Linked DNA regions of Mus musculus: regions 1 and 2 are each linked to region 3. Evidence: chromatin loops called from intact Hi-C (ENCODE). Cell type or tissue: left cerebral cortex. All regions are shown on one strand.

Region 1 (8,000 bases), 73 kb after region 3:
GGATGAGCCAGAACCAAGGCCATATAAGTGACCACAGTATTTGGCATCATCAATGTGATCTTCAAAGAACATCTAAAAAGAAAATTTTGAAAGAAAAAAAAATCATCTTAAGCAAATGATACAACCTGTAGTTTACATCTCAACACTGTAATTGCTACTAACTCTTTCTGTGATGTTCCTTTGAGAAGCTATGCTGCATATTTAATAAATAAGACTGACTGATGCCCTTAACTACAGGCCTAAAGGACACGTTCTAAAAAGCAAAAATATTTTTCGTTAACATTTACCTCATTTTAATAAGAACTTATGAGCATAAAAAACATGGCAGACATTTTCATTTCTTTAACATAACAAACTTCACAGAATATGAGAAGTAATGTCGAGAAGGGGAGGAGACATTATACCATCTTAGGTTGTCTTAAGTCTAGGTGCAAGGGTGAACTGACTAAAATTAACAAAATCCTAAGCATGGTATAGACAGTAAACCTTAACACTCTCACTACATCACTGTCCTTGAAGAAGACAATAAAAAGGAAAATAAGGATAACAAACTGGTGCCAGAATTCCACCACTGACTAGCCATAAGACATTTTAAAATAAAAATCCAGCTAGGCAGTGGTGGTGCACGCCTTTAATCCCAGCACTCAGGAGGCAGAGGCAGGTGGATTTCTGAGTTCGAGGCCAGCCTGGTCTACAAACTGAGTTCCAGGACAGCCAAGACTAAACAGAGAAACCCTGTCTCAAAAAAACTAAAAAAAAAAAAAAAATCCAAAAGGTGGTCCTATACTGAAACTAAGTTAGTTACGTGAGTGGACAATTCAAATAACTTCTGAATCAATACTACCTGGCAAAACAAGTCAAATGCGTTCTGTCAATAGCATGTTTTTACCAAGAGAATATACTCAAAATAATTCCACAGCAACTATTTCATAAAAATGTGTTTCTGTAGGCACATTTTATATATATATTTGTACCATTTATACCAAACTAAAATAGGACACACACACACAGTGTACCAAAAATAGAATACATGTGTGTGTGTGTGTGTGTGTATATATGTGTGTGTGTGTGTGTGTGTGTGTGGGTATACAATTAAAATTTGTTTATTATTATCAGCAATGAAGTAACCACGACATCTATCACCTAGTTATCTATCCTAAAAACACTCAGTTCCACTACATATCATCCTTCTACTCCTAACAATTTTATACTTGAATTCCTGATAGTTTTGACTCAACTATATGTCAGACTTCAGATTTAATTAATACCTATATATTCAAAAAGCCTTTAAGACTTAGTAAAAACTGTTAAGTTCTACTTTATAAAACCTTTAAAGCAATGAAGAATGACATGAGCAAATCTATTTTCGCCACCAGTTTCTAGAAAAAGAAGGTACGACTCCCTGGCTCGTATGGGGTCTAAGAAAGTTGAGTTCCCTCACTATTACCTTTTTAGCTTAAAAAACAGCATGTTCATATGTACATGATCTCTACAATCACCTAATTTTTTATTCTATAAACAACATATTTCAGTAGAATAAATAATGTTTTTTTATTCTATAAAGAGTTTATTCTATTTCCTTTTGCGTTACATTTCAGGAGGACTTATTTAACATTTTCATTCAAATGTGGTGGATGTAACTTATATAGTACCTCTATTTATATCTTCACTTAGTAGGTTCTTAATGCCCAAAACTTTTGTCATCAGACCTTTAATGTTCTCTACCTAACAACCAAGAAAAAGGCACTGATGTCTTCATACTTCTCTCATTTTGAAAAAGGCCATTCCTGTAAGCAGTGAGTCAGATCCTGCCTGGTGCTGAGGGCCTATGCGCTCCAGCTCTAACTGCTCAGCAACTTCCTGTAATCCACCCTAGAAGGAAGAAAAGTTGCTTGTCAAATAGAGAGGACTTTGGGACTGGAATTCACAATTACAGATTTAGACACTGACAAAAATATGAATACATTTTTAATATGTAAAGATGAACCTTGTAAAGATGGCAAGGGGATTGATAAAATATGAATCTGTAATTTATCTGTGGACTATAAAAGCCTTTTTTTACCAGAATATGAAATTCTAATAGGAAAATTTTATTTTAATTATACATCTTAAGGCAAGTTAAGCATGCCTTAACAACTTTCCAGAGATATGAAGGAAGTAGATCATATTCAGGGTAACAGTAATAAACCATACTCAGTGTCATTAAAAATATCTGCATCCCCTAAAGTATTTAAAACTTAGTAAAACAAAGACAACATGAGTGTTCAGACCACTGTCATTGTCAATCTACCACATAATTTCCATTTTCTCAACTAAAAAGAGAATTTTACAAATATACAACTCTTTTAGAATGGTTGCTCTGATCTGCTTATATTACTATAGCTATGACTGAGAAAAATAACGAGTGTCAAAGGAAAAGAGAAGAAATAGACAGACACAGAACAGACTACCAATCAACTTCCTCCTTAAAATACAAAGCCTTTACTATCCTGTAGTCACATCCTAGCCTGACAGGACTCCTGCCAGCAACGGTTTCTAACATTGTGTGCACCATGCATCCTTGGCAGCTGCTTAGAACACAGCAGCAGACTAGATATGAATGACTGGTAGCACCTTATTGCTAACATACACTTTTAATGTGAGCAGCTCACATAGCACTCAATAAAATATTTGATATTTTTAGATATTTCTGAATATATAGAAGAATAAAAAATTAGGACTCTGTTTCTGAAAACTATCATTATACCAAGCTGTCAATTAAAAAAACAAAATACAGCCGGGCATGGTGGCGCACGCCTTTAATCCCAGCACTCAGGAGGCAGAGGCAGGCGGATTTCTGAGTTCGAGGCCAGCCTGGTCTACAAAGTAAGTTCCAGGACAGCCAGGGCTATACAGAGAAACCCTGTCTTGAAAAACCAAAAATAAATAAATAAATAAAAGAAACCCTGTCTTGAAAAACCAAAAATAAATAAATAAATAACCAAAACAAAACAAAACAAAACAAAACCAAAAACTTCCAGAGCCAGCCAGGTGGGAGCCTTAGATTCTCAGCATGCCACTCATCAGTGTAAGTAGTCAGAATACTCTGCTGGAGTTCACTTATGAGGAAACCTCAAATGACACAGGATTCTGTGACTTTCAACTGACAGTCATGAGATAATCTTTCAAGAAGTTCTCCTAGTTATTTGGCACCACACCTACAACAGTGACAAATTACTTCTGTCCTACAATTCTCAGTAAATTGTTGAAACTAAAGCTTCCACATTATAATTCCTCTATTCTTGCTTAAGAAAAACTATTAAATTCCTTACTGTTTCCTAAAGCAAAGCTCTGTCTGTATTTTTCTAAAACCTAGATAGGGAAAACTTGGCCAACCTTGGTTTTACTGAAGACAGGGACAATATTGGCTACACATACACTTGTTTCCTTAGTTATAACTTAACATATCACACCAAAATCCAGCAACTAAAAACCCACTCAGTGTATTGCCAGGGATCTGTGCCAACTCAGGGGAATTTGCTCTTGAGCCAAAGTAGTACTTTTCTTTAATCAGGAAATGTTTGTTTTGATAAAATTAATGTCCAAAGGTTAAAAATACATGGCTACATATGTTCAGTATTATCAGAATAAGCTACTGTCTATATAGAACCTACACATTTACTATATAGTATTTATGCCTAACCAGTTTTAGCTACGAAAATAACAACATCATACTTTAACAAGAAAGAATAAAGGAGAGTCTCTAGTCAGGATAATCTGAAGGAAAACCACCTTAGAACACTACTGAGTGTCTCTGCCCCCTGCTGGCCAACCCCAATCTGTATGCTTGTGATAGTTCTGTGTGCTGGGAGTATGAGAACCTCTGTAATACAGGGCTCTGTCAGTGTACACCTCACACTTTCATTTCAGTTGATGACCCTCAATCTGGCATCAATAACAAAAACATGGCCCTTAGCTTGGCTTTTGTTAAAAATTTATTCTGGGGACTAAAGAGTTGGCTCAGCAGCTAAGAGCACAGCTGTTGTGGAGGACCAAATTTCAGTTTCTAGCACCCACTAGGTGGCTCACAAGTACCCATAACTCCAGTTCCAGAGGGTCTGACACTCTCTCTTTTAGCCTCTGCTACCTCTTGCTGTAAACTTCCACAGAAGTGAGTGAGAGTGTGTGTATCTTAAATATATATATATTTTTAAAAGATTTATTTTATTATTATATGTAAGTACACTGTAGCTGTCTTCAGACACACCAGAAGAGGGAGTCAGATCTTATTACGGATGGTTGTGAGCCACCATGTGGTTGCTGGGATTTGAACTCTGGACCTTCGGAAGAGCAGTCGGGTGCTCTTACCCACTGAGCCATCTCACCAGCCCTCTTAAATATATTTAATGCAATTAATATATCAACATTATTCTGGGCTGGAAAAATGGCTCAGCAGGTAAGATAACTTGGTTGGAAAGATAGCTCAGCAGGTAAGAGCACTTGCTGTTTTTGCAGAGGACACAGGCTCAGCCCCAACACAGCATGGTGGTTCACAACCATCCATAACTATAATCTAGGAGATGGGATGCCCTCTTCTAACCTCCTCAGACAGCAGGCACACATTTAGTGCATATACACATGCAAGTAAAATACCCACATACATAAAATACAATTTAAAGTATCTACAACAAGACAAAAATCCAACCAAGGAAAACACAAAACCAAAACAAACCTTATCCTGTTAAGATAAATACCGCAGCTTTGAAGAGAGATTGTTTATTAAGAATAGGATCAGATAATTTAACTAACTTTTTTCTTTTTTTTGGAGACAGGGTTTTTCTGTGTAGCCCTGGCTGTCCTGGAACTTATTCTGTAGACCGGGCCAGCCTTGAACTCAGAAATCTGACTGCCTCTGCCTCCTAAGTGCTGGGATTAAAGGCATGCACCACCACTGCCCGGCTTAACATAACTTCTAAAACATGGTTTAAAACATTCAGGCCTAAGATATTATAGAAATTACTTGGTCTAAATTGTGCTTCTCAACCTTCCTAATGCTGCATCCTTTAATACAGCTTTGTTGTGGTGAACCCCAACCATAAAACTATTTTTATCGCTTCTTAACTATGATTTTTCTGTTATGAATCATAATATAAATATTTGTGTTTTCCAATGGTCATAATTGATCCCTGTGAAAGGGTTGTTCAACTTCCAGGTTGAGACTCATTGGGCTAACTAATGTGCTAGTTCCGGATAAAGTCATCTGAAGCCTTACTTTGAGATTTTTGCAGCTCTTCATGAGGTACTTCACATCATAAATGACAGGAAAAAATAACCGAAGGATCTCAAAGAAATCAAGTTCTTCCTCAGGCAAGTTAGAGTTGGTCAGAATTTTGATTAAATAGCCAAAGTCATAACCACTAATAAAAAGATTAAAATAATTCAGAAAAAAATACATTAATACCATACAATGAAAGAAATTAGTTTTTCAGATAGAAAGTTAAACAAGTCATACTATAGGCAAAAGGATTAACAATAACGTACACACAGGAACAATGAAAAGAAACACGTCCATAACTACAGTGCAGAAACTGATCACTCAGCATCTTGAACACATGATAGTATAAATTTAACTCTACAGTCACTAAAATAACATTTTTCTGATATGTAAGCTGGAGAGATGATGTTCAAACATGAGTATTTTTGACCCCCAATACCCAAGTAAAAGCTGAGTGTTTTATGTCAACCACACAGACATGCAAGTGCACACCCCAAAAGATAGGTTCAGTAAGGTCACTGCCACAGTGAATGGGAAGGTATGTGAAAATGTAATAAACCAGCAAGACTTAACATGCCAAAGGCAAAAATCATGTAAAACCTTGTCACCATTTACATGAGATGGTGACACTTTCCAATTTCGAAGAATAAATCCCTAACAGAGTATTTCATTTCCACTAAGTGACTTAATTAAGATGTACATTTCCTCAAATGTTTCTATGTCAGTATAACTCTCCGAGACAGTTGTCAATGGAAAAGTTAAATGTGACAGGAACTAAGGAAAAGTAAGAACTGGTTTTTTATACAATACAACCCCCTGCTCCCTCAAACTGACGTCACACATCCTTTATCACGAGTCTTCCCACAGCGGCCTAACTCCTTCCCCTCCTGAAGTCCTCCTGTGAAGGGCCTGTGCCAGCCTTCCCTGAAGCCCAACCCCAGACATCTCCGTACAACAAGCGTTTGCTGGTGCTGACCTTTAGGTTCATGAGTTTCCTCCACTGGGTTAAAGGAGAGGAATTATAGCTATAAAGTATCTTTTTCTTACCTATAATTTAAACTCATTATTTGGCAAATGACCTTACTGAGCCTATCTTTTGGAGGACAAACAAAATCAACTTTTATTTGATGTTTATTATTTTACTTGTAATTTGAAGGAGGAGAAGTTTTACCATAGAAGATCTTTGGTACACGCACCCAAGAGCAGGTATGTGTGGTTTTGGTTTTGTTAAAAGATCCACAGCACTGTTCTCAGTGAGGTACTAGACAGACTCACGGCAGCTAATTCCTTCTAGAGCTAAGCACAACACTGCTGACACAGTAACCCAGACAGACGTAAAAGGCAGATGGGACAGAAGCACACTGCAACCCCTTATTTATTTATTTATTTATTTATTTATTTATTTATTTATTTATTTATTTATTTATTTATTTATTTATTTATTTATTTTTTACCTGTGAAATGATAGCCATTTGACCCCTTCACAAAGAACCACTCCTGAAGTCATAAGAAGTTCTGCAAAATATTGGGTCTCAATTCCTTCCTCCTCGTGTTTTTTAAACTGGATACCAGATGTTGTTAGTAGCTCTATAGAGTCCTGAGCATACATGTCCTCCCTGGCAGGAGAAAGAAAACGAAAGTTCAAAATTCCCATTAAACAGTTGTTCTCCACTTATGCCTACAACTACAATGCAGAAACAAGACAGAGGATTGGTTTATGTCCAACCATTCAAATGCTTCACAATGATCAAGAAAAATAAAATATGAGGTATCCAAAAAGTAAATAATCATTCAAAAAGTCCAATGGTGAGTTCACCCTTAACACCAACTCAATTTCATCAGCTTCTAAACATTACATACATTTCACTGGGCTTAAAAAGGGTCTTTTACTCACCAGAGGCTACCACAGACATGTTCTTTTCAGTCTCTGCAGCTATTTTAGTGCTGCCAGATGGAGCTGTAACCACAGCCATGAGGGGTTATGCACACCTCTCATGCTCTCAGCAGAACCAGGAAGGAGACACCAAGTGGCCAACATCTCTTGTGGCTGAGTTAAACTACATTCCATCTTAAAGAAAAAGGAGATGCCTCCTCTCACAAATGAGGAGCCTTTCAGCGGCTCTAGTTAAGCAGTGAACTGTTCAGATAAAGACTCAGTTATGACATCATTTCTTCTTCAGCAATCACATACCTACATTAGAGGCAAATACAATCCTAGACGACTACCTTAAACCAAGCCAGGAAGCACACTATAAACCAGCTCTTCAAACTTTTACTTAAACCACACAAAAAGCCACCTATAGTTTCTAAGCACAAATACATTAAGTATTATATTAAAAAGTTGAAGATTCATGAAAAAGTATCTTGTGGATTTATCACTTATTTTTATTTACTTTTTAAAAAACCTTAACATTGGTTTCTACCATCAGCAAAAGAAAATTTCTATAAAAGACTTCAATAAAACTAACAAAACCAAAATTAATGTTTGATTTTCATCAGATGTATTTTTGTAGCTTATTCTCTGGAAATCAATTTCAAAGGTCAGTTTAGTTCCCAGACTGTCAGGAACTAAATGACAAAATTAAGAATTGAAGCATCTAAAAACAGAGAGGAGCCACAGTCATCACTTTCAAACATCATGCTTTCTCTTGAAACATCCTGTAGGAAAGATATCAGAATAAATTCAATGCAGGCCCTCCCACTACCCTCGGTTAAATTGTTTGTTATACTAAAAATATGTCCCTTA
Region 2 (8,000 bases), 270 kb before region 3:
TGTCTATCGATTGGAGGTCATCTCTTCAGGTCCTATCTCCCTGTTGTTGGGTATTTCAGCAATGTCATCCCCATTGGGTCCTGGGAGCCTCTCGTATCCCTGGCATCTAGGACTTTCTAGTGGTTCCCCAAGTTCCCCACCCCCCACTGCTACTTATTGTCCAGTCAATTTTTAGCACATCTCTTAATTCAGAGATATCTGCTGAAATTTTGCTCTATTAAAAAAATAACACTCTGTTACTAGCCATTATTCTTCCTTCTTTAAAACCTTATTATTAAGTTCCTAATTTCAAATGAGAATGTTCACACCAGTCATTATTCTTTTCATGCTCTGCAAATGAAAAAGGAAAGAAAGAGAGAGAGAGAAAGAAAGAAAGAAAGAAGGAAAGAAAGAAAGAAAGAAAGAAAGAAAGAAAGAAAGAAAGAAAGAAAGAAAGAAAGAAAGAAAGAAAGAAAGAAAGAAAGGAAAGGAAAGAGAGAGAGAGAGAGAGAGAGAGAGAGAGAGAGAGAGAGAGAGAAAGGCCACAAGAAGTGAAATTAGTGTATCCAGTTAGAAGTCATCTAACATAAAAAATGGGAAGGCTCAAAAACTTGAAACACTCTACACCCTGGACATTGCAGATGAGGAATATTCATTCACCCTGTATCTATTCGATCTATTTAGTTGCTTTAAACGTCTTCCATAATCACATCCATCAAACCTTCCTGACACAATCGCTCTACAAAATGTACACAGTGGAACCCTGTTTATCCCCCAGAATACATGCTGTTTTATTCCTTTAATAATCTCTTGCTTCTGACAAGAGAATCTGTCCATCTATCATTCTCCTGCTTCTGACCAGAACATCTGTCCATCCATCCTTTGCCTGCTTCGCTCTATGTAAAACCCCATTCAACCTTCAAGATCTGAATATAATATACATTTTTGAGGTTCCAGAAAGAAAGAATTTCTCTTTTTCCTTTTGTGCCAGCCATTTGTTATTCTTCCTTTGCATTTATTACAATTTTATTTTTGTCTCACCACTTTTGCTTTTATTTTCTCTGTTCTCCAATGTAAAGACCTTGACAGCAAACTTGGTGCCAGAATTATCTTTGTGTTCACAAAGTCACTGCTTAATGTCTGCTATGATCTCATGTTTGTGTCCCCTTAAAGTTTACTTGAAGATGATAGAGATGATGTGAGAGCAGCAGTGGGACTAGTGGTGGGGATGATGGTGGCATTGGCTTTGGGGATGATGGGAGGGATGGCTGTGGGGATGGTGGTAGTAGTTAAAACCTTCGAAGTTTGATGATGTCATGGAGAAGAGCCCTTAAAGGAGGCTCTTTCTTTATTAAGAAGAAAAGCTGACTCTTCTACTATGTGAAAATATACCAAGAAGGCTTCACTTGTGAAAAAATAAAGTCTATAGCAGGTCCTGAATCTGCTACTACTTTGACCTTACTTGGTCTGTACACCTTAAGAAAAAAACAATCTATTGTTTATAATCAACTCAAATTATGCTATTTTGTTAAAACCATATGAATGGACTAAGAAAAACATTGGTTTTAGTTAGAGCTTTTATTGCTGTGATGAAACATCATAAGCAAAGGCATCTTTGGAGGAAAAGGTTTATTTCAGATTATAGTTCCATATCACAGTTTATCATTGAGAGAATAAAGGGAAGAAACTCAAACCAGGCAGGAACCTGGAGGCAAGAGCTGACACAGAGGCCATAAAGGAGTGCTGTTTACTGTCTTTCTCAGTAGGTTTTCTTATAGAACTCAGGACCTTCAGCCCAAGGTTGGCTCTGCCTACAATGGGTTGGACCCTCTTACACCAATCATCAATCAAGAAAATACATGATAGATCTTTCTTCAAGCCAATCTGCTGGAGGCATTTCCTCAATCGAGATTCCCACTTCCAAAATGTCTGTAGTTTATAGTAAGTTGATATATATTAATTTCTTTATAGTCTGGAAAACCACAGACCTTTTTGTCAGACTGGATGACCATTACAAAACATAATGTTCATCACTAACTACTCTGAATTAATTTTAGATATATGAATATCTGATAAGTTAATTTATCTTAAATCTTTAATAATTTAGAATAAATTTGCTTAAGCATCACTGATTTTTATAATTTAAAAGATATGTAAAATTTATTGTTTAGTAATAAGTCATATAACTAGGTTTCCAAAAAATTTTTTATTTATTTATAGGATCACAGGGCTCTGCCTTCAGATAATTATATTCTTTGCTAAAAGTAATCTAATAATGAAAAAACTTCTGTCTTCATGATCTTGAATCAAAGAACAATAGTAAGTACATCTATTTTAGATATAATAAATCAAAGCACATGGTTCAAAAATTCATTAAAGTGTTAAGAAAAATCACAAATCTACCTAATAATGAAACTTGAAAACTCTGAGACATGTGATAGCACTGGAATAAACATAGCCAAGGGAGTGGAAGACTTGTACAATAAAAACCCTGAGGAGGGAGAGTGAAGAAGACTCTAGAAGATAGAGCTAGGTTCATGGTTTGACTCCTGGATAGATAACATTGTTACTGTGAAAATGGTCATCATAACAGAGCAATCTACAGATAGAACTCAATCCCCATTTAAAAAGAAAAAGAAAAAAAAAAGAAAATTCTTCACATAAATTGAAAAAAAAAAACAAAACCTAACTTAAAATTAATATGGGAATGCAAAAGACGCAAGATAGCCAAAACCCATCCTGAACAGTAAAAGAGTAATACTGTCGTAGCAAGGGATCATGCTGGTTTAGTGAAGTGAAAGGTGTAGACTCTTCTCCAACTTCTCTAGCCCTGGGTAGTTGGCTAGGTTTCCAAGACCAGGTGTGATTGCTGTCTTGCTGAATGTTATAAGCACCCTTAGGGTTATCAGGCCATGCTGGTCGTTTGTGGTTCATAGGTGTCGTGGCTAGGTAGGACTGCCAGCTGCTTCTCTCTTTTGAAAGCTTGCTTGCAATAGGTTGGTGATCACGGAGAGAGGTGACGGGATGGGGGAGTGGATTTTTTGGAGGGGAACCAGGAAAGGAGATAACATTTTTAGTGTAAATAAAGAAAATATTTACTGAAAAAAATCAAAATAAGAAAAACAAAAACAAAAAACAAGAAAGAAAGAAAGAAAGAGAGAGAAAGAGAGAGAGAGAGAGAGAGAGAGAGCAAGCTTGCATGGTGTCGTCTGATACCATGAAAACCAGTCCTCCCGCGGGAGATTTCAGGTATTTGCTTACTGTCGATGGATGGGTATGTAAATTACACAGCAGCTATGAAAATCAGTGTGAGATTTTCTCCGAAGACCAAGCATAGATCAGCCCCCTGGGTATCTAGCTAGAGGGGTCTGAGTTAGCCTACTGTAGACGTGCTTGCTCAGTCACCTTTATTATGTGTGATAGCCAAGCTGTAGTCAGCCGTGATAGCACCAATGGATGAACAGATGGAGAAAGCGTCTTAAGTGTATACCACGGAGCTTCCACCATAAAAAGAAAAAAATTAGGTCATTTTCAGGAAAATGGGTAGAACTGCAGATCATAATGTTAAAGACATTAACTAGACACAGACGATAAGACAAATATTGAATGTTTTATTTCATATCCACAGTCTAAATTCACATAGTGTGTGTGGGGGGGGGGGTGCATTGTGTTGACTGTAGAAAGATACTATTTGAAAAGAGTAAGAAGTGGGAGGAAGAAGGGAACAAGAGAGCATCCTGGGGAAACAGATATAATCAAAGTTCATGTAAAACATATACAAAATGTAACAAAGAAGCCATTATTTCATACGATGAATTTTTTAAAGCCAACCTCCATTCAAATAAATTTGGCAAAATCGTGTTTTTCATTAAAATGGTAAAAATCGCTGAAATACATAGAATATTTTCTTTATCAAAATTCTGCCCCTAAATACACTTAATGTCTCCAATTCTAAGGGCATTAAATTGAGAAACACATACCCAGTCTCTGACCTCTCATGAGGTGCTAGCATCTCATACTGAACTATGTCTATAAGCTGAGTGCAGACACCCATCACGATAATTAATAATAATCTCAAAATACTCAGAAGTGGTGGCAGCTTTCAAACATAAATTATAGTCACCTCCCCTAGAATAACTTTGCTTTTTAAAAATAAAACATGTGTCAGGTGTTTATAAATGTTTTTCGTAGCTCAACCTGGGTTTGTACTGCGTTACAGTTCACTGCTTTGCAGACCTAGCTCAGGCTGGCTGTGTAAATAAATCTGTACTGGAAAACAGCAGCATACCTTTAATCACATCATTCATATTAACCTTATCATTGTCATGGCAGAGTGAATAATTGCAACAGGTCTCAAGGGCCAAGAAAACCTAAAATATTTACTACCTGGCTCATGACAAAAATAAATTACCGATCCTTGATAATTTATTATTGTTAATAATACGAGTTTTGAGTTAAATGTAACGTTTCTGAGAAATCTGGTGCACAGGGTTTCATATTTTCCAAACTCTCTGTAACATAGTCCTGAGTTTAGTAATCCAGTGCATCGTATCTGGTAATATTTTCACAGACCGGCAGAGGGCGGGCTTGATCCAACAACGCTGCATACACACAAATAGCCCTTTATCAGTCCGCCTGGCGAAGTTCGAAGGCTGTTATGAGTGAGTTTTCTATATCTTTAATAGCGGTGAAAAGAATTAGAACGGCACAAAACGCCTGTCCTGTTACTAGCTAATACTTGCATGCTCATCGGAGAAGAAACGGTTCCTCTGCCTCACCCTCTTTTCTCTTGACCTTGGTTTAGAGGGACTCCGAATATTTCAATTAGCAACAGCAGTTCTGCTGCAGAAAAAGGGGGATTTTTACACCACGATGACACAGCAGGCCAAGTGACAGTGGCTGCTCTTTCTCCACGCTCCAACTCAGTACCCCACTGCCTCTCTGCAGACCGATGCCATTAGCGTGGAGAGAGTCATTGTCTATTGTAAGGAAATATAAAAGAGGATCATTAGAAGTTCAGATTTCTTCAGTGGCTCTCCGGTTTTCCTGATCAACACAGGGGCTGTCTGAAAAGTGAGACATTTCCAAGGAGAATGTCCTGCAGGACTAAAGAATGCTGGGGCCCTAAAGAGAGCCTGAAAAAACCCACCTACCACCAAGCCAGACAAAGGCTGCAGGTTGGGGCCTCTGCTTTGAAAGACCTGATTAATGTGAGGTCTTGTTACCTGCACTATCACTGTTTTCTTATGAGTGAAAGGTTTCGCATTCTTAATTTGTCTTGGGGATGGGAAAAGGGAAGGCAAACTTGCCTGACGGGGGTCTAAGGGTGAGGGAGATCCATTTGCGCTCTGAAAAATAACAGACACAAAAGATGCGGGTCCTTGTACAAATCCACACCAAAGGTGGTTTCTGAAAGGGCAGGCGTGGGGCACCATCCCCGAGACACTTAAAGAATAAAGTACAGGCTCCAGCAGTTGCTCAAAATAAAAGCCATCCATTATACTAGACTAGAAACAGATGCAAAGAACTCATGGGAGGAAAAGAACATTCTTAGGGAGAAGTGGAAAAAGTAAAGAGTGTGTGTACTAAGTTAAAAACAAAATGATATCTATGCTTCATTACTGTATATTTCATTATTTTAAAAGGCTATGCTAAACTACATTTGAAGTCTTTTAGAATGATGTACTAATGATACACACAATTTCATATCAACTATGAAGTTATGCATATAATGTGACACATAATTTTATAATAATTACATAATTAATAAATATATATGGGTATACACGTACAAACACATACATATACCTTAAATATTTGGAGGGTTTTTTTTACAAGAGAAAATTTATGTATATAAATTATTTTTGTTGCAGTTTCATAACTGTAATTTTGCTACTGTTATGAATTATAATGTAAATGTCTGTGTTTCCTGATGGTTTTAGGCAACCCCTGTGAAAGAGTCATTTGACTCTCCAAGAGGGGTCATGACCCACAGGTTGAGAACCACCAAATATAAAGCATGTTGAACTTATCTTGCCAACAATTTTTTGGCTCTTGTGAAAATTGCTGCCTCTTTGAATATCCTTTAGAACCCACAGGACTGCTGTGAGGAAAGTGAGGCTGCTCGTGAGCATCACCTCTGTTTAACTGATTAACTCACAAGCATCTACAGGGGGCAGCACTGTCTAGCACCCTTTTCCTATTACAGGCTTGGTCCTCAGAAGCTAATGTTGCTTGGTAGCCTCACTCTATGTAGCGATCTCTCCATTGCTATACAGTCTGGCTTTCCTTCCTGAGATACACTTTGAGCAGTAGTTGCTAACTTCAGGGTCAGGATTTAAGTGGGATGCAGAAAATATGGGGAACAGTACGGCAAAACCACTTGGAGTATAAATAGAAGAAAAGAACTCTCTTACACCCCAGCATCCCAAAGCATCCAGAACTCTCCCTAATCAATCAATCAATCAATAAATCTCTATCATCTCTCTATCTCTAAATATCATCTCATTAAATCTCTCTCTCTCTCTCTCTCTCTCTCTCTCTCTCTCTCTCTCTCTCTCTCTCTTTCTCCTTCCCCTTTGGGGTAAATAAGAATAGAGCTGTACCCATTCCTCTATAGAAGGACATCTGGGTTCTATCCAGCTTCTGGCTATTATAAATAAGGCTGCTATGAACATAGTGGAGCATGTGTCCTTGTTATATGTCAGAGCATCTTCTGGATATATGCCCAGGAGTGGTATTCCTGGGTCCTCAGGTAGTACTATGTGCAATTTTCTAAGGAACTGCCAGACTGATTTCCAGAGTGGTTGTACCAGCTTGTAATCCCACCAGCAATGGAGGAGTGTTCTTCTTTCTACACATTCTCGCCAGCATCTGTTGTCACCTGAGTTTTTGTTCTTAGCCATTCTGACTGGTATGAGGTGAAATCTCAGGGTTGTTTTGATTTGCATTTCCCTGATGATTAAGGATGTTGAACATTTTTTTTTCAGGTGTTTCTCAGTCATTTGGTATTCCTCAATTGAGAATTCTTTGTTTAGCTCTGTACCTCATTTTTAATAGGGTTATTAGATTCTCTGGAGTCTAACTTCTTGAGTTCTTTGTATATATTGGATTAACCCTCAATTAGATGTAGGATTGGTAAAGATCTCTTCCCAATCTGTTGGATGCCATTTTGTTCTATTGACAGTGTCTTTTGCCTTACAGAAGCTTTGCAAATTTATGAGGTCCCATTTGTCAACTCGTGATCTTAGAGCATAAGCCATTGATGATCTGTTCATGAAATTTCTCCCTGTGCCCATGTGTTAGAGGCTTTTCCCCACTTTCTCTTCTATTAGTTTCAGTGTCTCTGGTTTTATGTGAAGGTCCTTGATCCACTTGGACTTGAGCTTTGTACAAGGAGATAAGAATGGATCGATTTGCATTCTTCTACATGCTGACCACCAGTTGAACCAGAACCATTTGTTGAAAATGCTATCTTTTTTCCCACTCGATTATTTTAGCTCCTTTGTCAAAGATCAAGTCATCATAGGTGTGTGGGTTCATTTCTGGGTCTTCAATCCTATTCCACTGAGCTACCTGCCTGTCTCTGTACCATGCAGTTTTTATCACTATTGCTCTGAAATACAGACTGAGGTCAGGAATGGTGATTCCTGCAGAAGTTCTTTTATTGTTGAGAGTAGTTTTTGCTATCCTGGGTTTTTTGTTATTTCAAATGAATTTGCAAATTGCTCTTTCCAACTCCATGAAGAATTGAGTTGGGATTTTGATGAGGATTTCATCAATCTATAGATTGCTTTTGGGAGCAAGTACTCAGCTATTAAAAACATGATGTCATGAAATTCTTAGGCAAATGGATGGAACTAGAAAATATCATCCTGAGTGAGGATGATACCCTATCACAAAAAAATATACATAGTATGCCCTCACTGATAAGTGGATATTAGCCTAAAAGCTTGGAATACCCAAGATACAGCTCACAAACAACATGAAGCTCAAAAGAGAAGACCAAAGTGTGGATGCTT
Region 3 (8,000 bases):
TTCTTAATACTTACTTTTCAAGAGACCGGGTGAAGATTTCAGCCTGGATCTGGGAGAAGAAGCAAGATGTGGAGTTTTAAAGGCAAACACAAGCTGGAGTTGAGGTCTGGGGACTGAAGGAGCGGGGGTACTGGGAATTCCAGAGGAAAGCTGGTCAAGAATCTTTCCTAGAGCCAAGATCTGGCCATAGGAATCTTGTAGTTTTAAAAAAGAATGTCTCTGAGAGGTAGTGCTATTTCATAAACTTTTGAGTAGAGCAGAGACTCCAGGAGAGGCTTTGCTGGGATGGTCTTACCACCATTTGAACCAGGATAGACAGGTTCTCCTCCAAAACAACTTCCTCTCACCTTCTTCTGCCTGACTTTACTCACCCAGAGTTCCTTGAAATCTTTTAAAAGATAACTAATACTTAGAGTTGAAATGTAGGTAGCTCTGTGGAGAGTAAATTTCTTGTGAATGGTGTACAGCGTTCAATCCATTGTCCTGCTGAAAGGGGGATCAAAGGCTGTCTGTCCCTGAGCATGCAGGTCATCCTTCCAGGCTCACGAGAGTGTGGTGTCTAGCACGGGCTCACTGACCAAAGAGCTTGCATTCAGCTATGCGGGTTTGCGCCTGTCCAATTAGAGGCCAGGCTGAGATAAATCCCATCATCGTGTGGCTTCAGACATGATTCTTCCTGCCTTCCTGCGCTAGACAGTTTCGGAGATGACAGTGAGCAGTCAGCAACTCAGTTAACAGTACCGTTAGTGCGGCAAAGAGTTGAAAATCCTTCACAAATATCGTAAGTGTGAACAATGGGTGTTCTAGTAATAAAGCGTGATGATAAAGTAATAAAAATCTGGCCTATAAAGGTGTTAAACCTGCATACAGCTTATATTGAAAGCTGAGTAGGATGTTTGCTCCTCCTGGCTGACCTCAAGCCCTGAAGGACTATGGAGGATGGTACAGGTGTCAGTGGGTATCTGAAGGGCACAGTGGCACTCCCAGGATTGAGGGTGGGGTCGACCTCCTTTGAGTCTTCAGTAATGTCCATTCATCTTCACCAGCAGCTAGCTCATCTTTACGAGGTATCTTGGTTCTGATATGGGAATCACAAGCTGCCCCCCCCCTTTGGTCTCATTATTTTATGAATTGGAAGTTGGTAGAGGATATTGAATCCACGGTCTCAAACATGCTAAACACGTGGACAGGGGAGCTACCCCCTCGATTCCTTATTCTAATCTGGTTAAGATGTGAAGCTGATTTCTAGGGGAGGAGCTAAGGATAGCAGGGGAAATTCTGTTTTCATTTTAATCTGCCCTAGAGAGTATCCAAACAGAATAAAACATCACAGCAAAATAAAGTGACTCACAGGCTAAGAACATTTCAGTGACTTAAAGTCCATCATGAGTCTGACTACTATTTCCTATGTACTTTTTTTTTCAAATTCTTTTTTATTTTTTATTAGATATTTTCTTCATTTACATTTCAAATGCTATCCCCTTTCTTAGTTTCCCCTCCGAAAATGCCCTATTCCCTCCCCTTGCTCCCCAACCCACTCATTTCCGCTTCCTGGCCCTGGCAATCCCCTATACTGGGGCATAGAACCTTCACAGGACTAAGGGCCTCTCCTCCCATTGATGACCGAATAGGCCATCCTCTGCTATATACGCATGAGTCCCACCTCCTGTTTTCTCTGATTGGTGGTTTAGTCCCAGGGAGCTCTGGGGGTGCCGGTGAGCGAGGTTGTTTCTGCGTTGATGCAGTAGCTGTTTCAGGAACATTGGCTTGATATTTAATCCAGTCTTGGGAAGATAATTGAAAAGCCAGGAGGACATAATTGGAGCTGGGTTTCTATACTTCAGCATTCTTATCACGTTTATCAAGTAATTCTACCCAATCTGGTTGTGTGGAGTAAATATAGTATTCATTAATGATATCTGGTACCTGTTACACATACTAATTGTTTATATAATGGGAGGAGTAATCTCAGAAACACGTTCCTTTCCCATTCACCAACAATTAACTGTGGGATGTTTGTTCTAACTACCATTAGAATCACGTTCCAGTGGTTTTGACAACCGCTTTAAACTCTACTATATGCTAAATTTAGAATCGCTATCACAACCAAAATCACTGTCAGGCTGGATAGGATGGGAAAGAACGCAGAGAAGGAATCGCTTGGCTCTTGGGAGATGGGGACGGTAAACTTTACTCTTAGAATCACAAGACAGTTTAACACAAAAAGAGAGAATCTTCTCTCAGCAAAGATCTGCCAGCCCTAACTCTAGTTACTGTCAATGGATTCACAACGTAAAATTCAACTTGCTCCCTCTGGCTAGGGCCTCTGGCAACCCTCTTCATGGCGATCTGGGCACCTAGGTAGGCGTTCTCATGCCCAAACACCATCATTTCGCTGGTCTGTTCTGGAAACTGACCGCACTTTGGCTACTCTCAGCCAGTTTACTGGCACCCACAAGTTAAAGCGAGAATTTTCCTGACAGATGCAAGGGTGAGGGCCTGGGCGCCTAAGGACTTGGCGCAATCCTCCCTGGGCCTGGCCGGTGAGGAGTGGGATAGCAACTGGCTGGTCCCGGGGGCGGGGCGAAGAGGGGCTGACGCTCGTCCTCCTACAAGCGACACCTTGCAGCTCGTCCCCCTCCGATCCGCGCCCTGGGAGTGGCTTGCGGCTGGGGAGGGTGACCCAAAGCGAGTGTCAATTCTCATCACAGTCCCGCGATCCAGGGCCAAGTGCAGGGGCGGGAGGGCCAAGGTGGGCACCGGGTCGCCACCTCGAGCGCCCCTGCGGTGGCCCAGGGCAAGGGCGCACGGGTAGCCGAGAGTCCGAGGGCGCCGTGGGAGTCCGCGTCCGGATCCCTGCACCCGCCCGAGGGCGCAGCCCGCCGCGCAGTGGGAGGCAGCGAGGCGGGGACCGGGCGGGGACCAGGCGGGGGCGGAGCGGAGCTTCCCGCCGCCTCGTCGCCTTCGTCCTCCTACTCTGAGCCGCCGCCTCAGCCCGGCAGAGCAGCGGGAGTCCGCGGCGCCCGCTCGCTGCCGCGGGATGGGGAGCTAGCGCCACGGCGGCCGCGGTGGCCGCAGCACAGCCAGCCGCCGCCCCCGGGCCTGTCCCGTCGGGTGCTCCGGGAGCCCCGAGCCCGGCCCCGAGCCAGGCCCACGGGCGGCGGCGGCGGCAGAGCTGGGCAGGTGTCTGCGGCTGGAAGATGGCGCCCTCGGGCTCGGGCGGCGTGAGGCGGCGGTGCCGGCGGGTGCTCTACTGGATCCCGGTGGTGTTCATCAGCTTGCTGCTGGGCTGGTCCTACTACGCCTACGCCATCCAGCTGTGCATAGGTGAGTGGGTGCCCGCGTCCCGAACCCCACACGCTGTCCCCTCGCGGTCCCGGGACTACAGCCCCGCTCTGCGATTGCTTCCACTCTGTGCATCCGCTGGGTTCTCCCCACCCCGCCGCGCGCCCTGGGCGCTTCCCAATACCTGCTTGCCTGCCGCCCCAAACCTCTCTCCCCACCACCACCACCCCAAGCGGAGGTCAGCCGGCCTCCTGGAGACCTCCTGCACTCTGTCACTCCCTTGGTCTCCCCTTGCCGCTTTTGGGTTACTGGGTCACCTCCACCCCAGGACGCACGGCCAGGAGTACCCCCTTCTGCCTTTTACTCACCACTGCCACCCCAGCCACACCCTCTCACCGAGCAGGACAGAACAGGGGACCACTGTGGTCACTGAGGCTGGGAAGCTGCCCTGGAGGCCGGAGAAGCTGCCCTGAAGGCTGGGCCAAGAATCAGAGCTGCGCCAGATATGCGATGGGGAAACACTGGCCTTAACCTCGCTCGGATGGCAGAGCCAGCTTCTTTTCTGATGGCCATAGACCCACTTTTTAAAAAATGATAACAGTACTCACGAGCGTTGTAACCGCCTGTGTGGTTTGAGGGTTGATAATTAGCCACTTTCTAATTCAAAAGGAGGCAGGAAGGGCGAGCCACTAGAAAGTATCTTTCGAAGACCTGTGAGAAATATAGAAGACTATAGTTTAGATGCTGGGAAAATAGAGAGCGGGGCAGGAAAACCATCATCTGAAGTGCATAGCATCCAGAGAACCAAGTGCCCCAGTCCAAGATAAAGCTCCTGAATTGGTGGGTGGGGCACTTTCAGCACTGAAGATTTGTTTTTTTAAGGTTGATTATTCATAAGCAGGGAATACAGTTATGAAGCTTAATGTAAACTTTCTGCCTTAGGAGGTTCCGTGAAAGCTGATGTGTGTTATCAGGAAGAAATGTTCACACAGGGGATGACTCTTCTGCCAGGGATACGTGAATATTTTGTCTGATGTTTACCCACTGAACTTACTAACCTTTGCCCTAACCAAGTACTAGCCTAGGGTGGGACAAGGAGGAAATAGGGTCTGTTTCCTTAAAGCTTTGCAACTTGAGTAGTTTCAAAGCTTCGTGCATGAAGTGCAAAACCTTCTCTGAAGCCATCTCAGCTCCAAATGTCGGTCCTATGAGAAATGGTGTCAAGATGATAACACCAAAATAATTTTGACATCACTTTCAAGATAATTGAACCTATCTTCCCATTTCATATAGTTTTAAAATTTGCTATTATTACCTTGTCGACTAGATTCAGAAACAACATTTTAATCCCAATTAGGTGAAAATTCTAATTTTTGATTTAAAGATTTTTAAAAGTGGTCTATACTGACATCTTCCTGACAATGCATAAGAATATGTAATAAGTAGTCATGTACAATGTACAGGAAGAGCGTTAAAGAAAGAAATTAAAGTTTCTGTATTAACAGTTAATCTGTAAATAGGTTGCTTACTGATATATACTGTATATGTTATGTAACTATTGGGAAACTTTGTACTGTTTGATTCCTTCATCTCTGGGAAATAATAACATCATTTGTTGCAAAAGAGGAATGCCCTAGAAGGCCTTCACTGTCAAAATAGCCAGCTTGTTCTTTATTATCACATTAAGCTAAGAAGCTTAGCCTGGCATAATAGCTCATGTCCGTCAAAAGGAAGCATTTGAAGGCACAGAGGGTTCCCTCCATCACAAGTAGCAGATGCTCCATAGGGGGTTTTATTTTACTAAGTAGACAGATGACTAAGGAACTGCATAGAGAATGGTTACTATACCTGAACCATAGTGTGCTGTGTGTGTGTGTGTGTGTGTGTGTGTGTGTGTGTGTGTGTGTGTGTAGTCTTTGCTTATGTGCATGTGTGAGCAGATTCACTATCCCATGCTGGTGAGCCAAAAGTCAGTATTGGGTATCTTCCTCAATAATTCTCCAATTTCCCTTCTGAGACACATTCTCTTACTGAAACTGGAGCTTACCTTTTTCCACTAGCCTGGCAGGCCAGCAAGCCCCAGGGTGGACCTGTCTCCACTGACTAGAGCTAGGATCACAGGCCTGTACTCATCCAGCTTTTAGATGGCTCTGTGGCTCAGAGAGAGTCTGAACTCAGGACCTCGTGCTTGCATAGTGAACGCTTTACCCACTGCTGAGCCATCTCCCCAGCCCCTGAGCCATACTTTATGTATATTTCCATCATTTTAAAGTAAGCTATCTGTGGTATCCAAGTCACCCTTTTCATAAGTGACCATTGGACTTAGAAGGGCAAGTTCCTCGGGGCCATGGCCTCTTACTGATATTTACCTGATAAAGCATCCTGCCACTCCTTGTCACTACCCACCTATGGTGACCAACCGTGCCCCAGTAAGAAACAATCAGAAAACAGACCACCACAAACAAATCAATGGGTGCAGAACTATACCCACACCAAGCTGTTAGAAACAAAGCATCTAGATCCTAAAGACGAGGAAGCAAAGTTCAGGAAGGTGAGTTTGATTTTCAGTGGTGTTCTCCAAAAGCCTTGCACTCACTGCCTGATGCCTGAGCTTGGTTGGCTGAGACATTGAGGTTAAAGGTACAGTTGTTCTCTAGACACAGGGAAAGATGGCGGCCACAGTGACTGATGCACACAGCCAGCCTTTGCTGCTTTTCACAAACAAAGAAAATGTGAGTGCCAGCCCCCACCTCCACCCTCACATTAATCCATCTCTTTCTGCCCTGCCCTTTGGGGGAGTTTTCTGTCCTCTTGGAAGCTGTTATTTACAATCATAGTCTTCAACTTCCTCCTGTGAAATATTGGCCAGGGTTGGAGCCAAAGGATGGGGGTCAAGGACTGAAAAGTAAAGTGGGTGACACACAGGATTCAGCAAAGCAGGGTGATTTACCCTGGTCTTCCTTCCACATCTGCTGTCAGCCAGTGATGACCCTGAATATAAATTACTCTATGCCCTTTGCTGAATGAACTGCAATTTAGGAGTAGTGCTTATCCTGGTATCCTTGGAAACCAGAGATAATGATGCTCATTACAGTTAGTTTCTATATTTAACGATGTGCATGTATGTGGCTCTCTAGGCACGTTCTCGGTGAGCATAATTTTTGCTTGGTGTTTGTATTTTACAAAAATAACTCATCTCTTTGGGAATGTGTGTGGATGTGAAATATATGGAATGTAGAGGAAATGGAAGAGTCAAGTGTTTCAGATAAAATACATCCAATTCTGACAATAGGAGACTAAATATGGCTATTATATGGGTAATCTGTAGAATATTTTATATGCTTTACTAGTTAATAAAACTTTTATCTTATTCCCAATGCTTTCCTCTCTCTCACCTATCCATGGCCCTCTTCCTACTGCCCTTCTCCCCATCCTTGGCTTATTTTAGGCCATAGCCATCTTTAATCTATTCAGATATTAGCTATAGCATTTTCTATATGGTCATATATTCCAAGGGTTAAAAAAAGTATAAGGGCGTGTGTATTATGATGCAAAATTAAAGGGGTAAGAGTGCCTGCAGCCTTGGGTGCGGTTCAGTGTCTATGCCGGACCCGATGGGTGTGTTTTACAGAGCCACCATGATAATTAGTATAGAAACATACATATTGAAGAAGGCAGTTAAACTGGTTCCTCTTAGGTGCTAACATTTAAAATGGATTGATATGTTTTTTTTAAATACCCTTTATCTTGTTATAAGTCCAAATTTACTAAAAGCTCCTGAGATCATTATAAGAGAGGAACACATATATTTGCTGAACCTTTTTGATGTCCTCTTTGCCTAACATGTGTCACGGCCATGATTTCACCTTGGGCATGTGCTGTTGTTCCTAGTGGTCATGATCTCGGGCAGGATTTTCTTGGGTCTGGGGCCTGTTTTAATGAAATGAAAGCCCACAGAGAGCGCGAAGGAGCCAGGAAACTTAATTCAGAGCAGAGCGCTGGAACAGGTGAGAACAGGCCGTAGGAGAGCAAGCAGGTTGCATGACTGGGGATACCCAAGGGTCATGGTTGTTCCCTGGGCTCTTTCAGGACGTATAAAGGAAGAAGGATCTGGTTCAGAAGGGGCGTGGTTTGCATGGTTCTCCATGTTTGATTGGTTGATTGAGTTAAGTCATCATTTGTTCTACTGCAAGTGTCCCATCCCACCATTAAGTTGTACGTTCACCCTTTAATGCACAGGCTAAACGTGGTAAACAGGAGCTACTCTCTAAGGAGAACCTAGTCTTGCTTTGTTGTTTATGTAACCCCAAACCAGCTCAGGCTGAACGGGCTTTTGAGGAAGAAAAGCCTTGTTCCATTTTGGAGGGTGCCGGGTGCATGTAGCTTGATGTGGCTAGCAGGTGGCTAAGTGCGTCATCGTTCAGAGACGGGCATGTGTGCACAGCTCGAGAGTCTCACACGGGCAAGAGAGATTCGTTCATGCGGCCCAAGCCAAGTGGGTCCCAAGGTTTCTAAACGGTTTCCTGGCTGTCTACCTGACAGTTAGTACTAATTATACACTCGCAGTTCTAAGCTTCCTTGTGGTTTTACTCAAGTCGCTGCACTCCATCAAGGCAACTTACAAAGCTCAGAGGTAGTTTAGGCCAGCCTCATCCTTATCCCAGAGGAACAGTGGGACGCTGCATTCGTTAAAAGTTCTCTGTCCTTCCTGAAGT

What was found. Peaks named below come from ENCODE experiments on the same cell type or tissue, not always from the same donor. Only the 100,000 strongest peaks of a DNase experiment are listed, where the experiment ranks them.
Region 1: it touches region 3 in a loop (2.7-fold over the local background); 5 of 42 quality-filtered maps call a loop at or near these places.
Region 2: a loop joins it to region 3, with 3 times the contacts of the local background. A loop is called at or near these places in 20 of 42 quality-filtered maps.

The regions. Positions count from the first base shown.
Region 1 is chr8:40,494,044-40,502,043 of GRCm38, forward strand. Cnot7 (CCR4-NOT transcription complex, subunit 7) reads right to left here. Exons shown (of 7, transcript NM_011135.5): 4 at 6,709-6,870; 5 at 5,252-5,396; 6 at 1,762-1,872; 7 at 1-72. Among named protein-coding and RNA genes, the nearest start is that of Cnot7, 14 kb to the right of the region's middle. In left cerebral cortex, CTCF peaks have their summits at 3,802 (motif pointing left) and 4,004; DNase peaks (open chromatin) are centred at 3,817 and 7,273.
Region 2 is chr8:40,146,513-40,154,512 of GRCm38, forward strand. No RefSeq gene overlaps it. Among named protein-coding and RNA genes, the nearest start is that of Fgf20, 140 kb to the right of the region's middle. In left cerebral cortex, CTCF peaks have their summits at 4,560 (motif pointing right) and 6,127; a DNase peak (open chromatin) is centred at 4,565.
Region 3 is chr8:40,420,843-40,428,842 of GRCm38, forward strand. Zdhhc2 (zinc finger, DHHC domain containing 2) reads left to right here and starts at 2,973. Exons shown (of 13, transcript NM_178395.4): 1 at 2,973-3,327. The coding sequence starts at 3,201. In left cerebral cortex, a CTCF peak has its summit at 3,227; DNase peaks (open chromatin) are centred at 2,279, 2,690, 2,851, 3,266 and 2 more places; H3K4me3 peaks cover 2,822 bases; H3K27ac peaks cover 1,717 bases.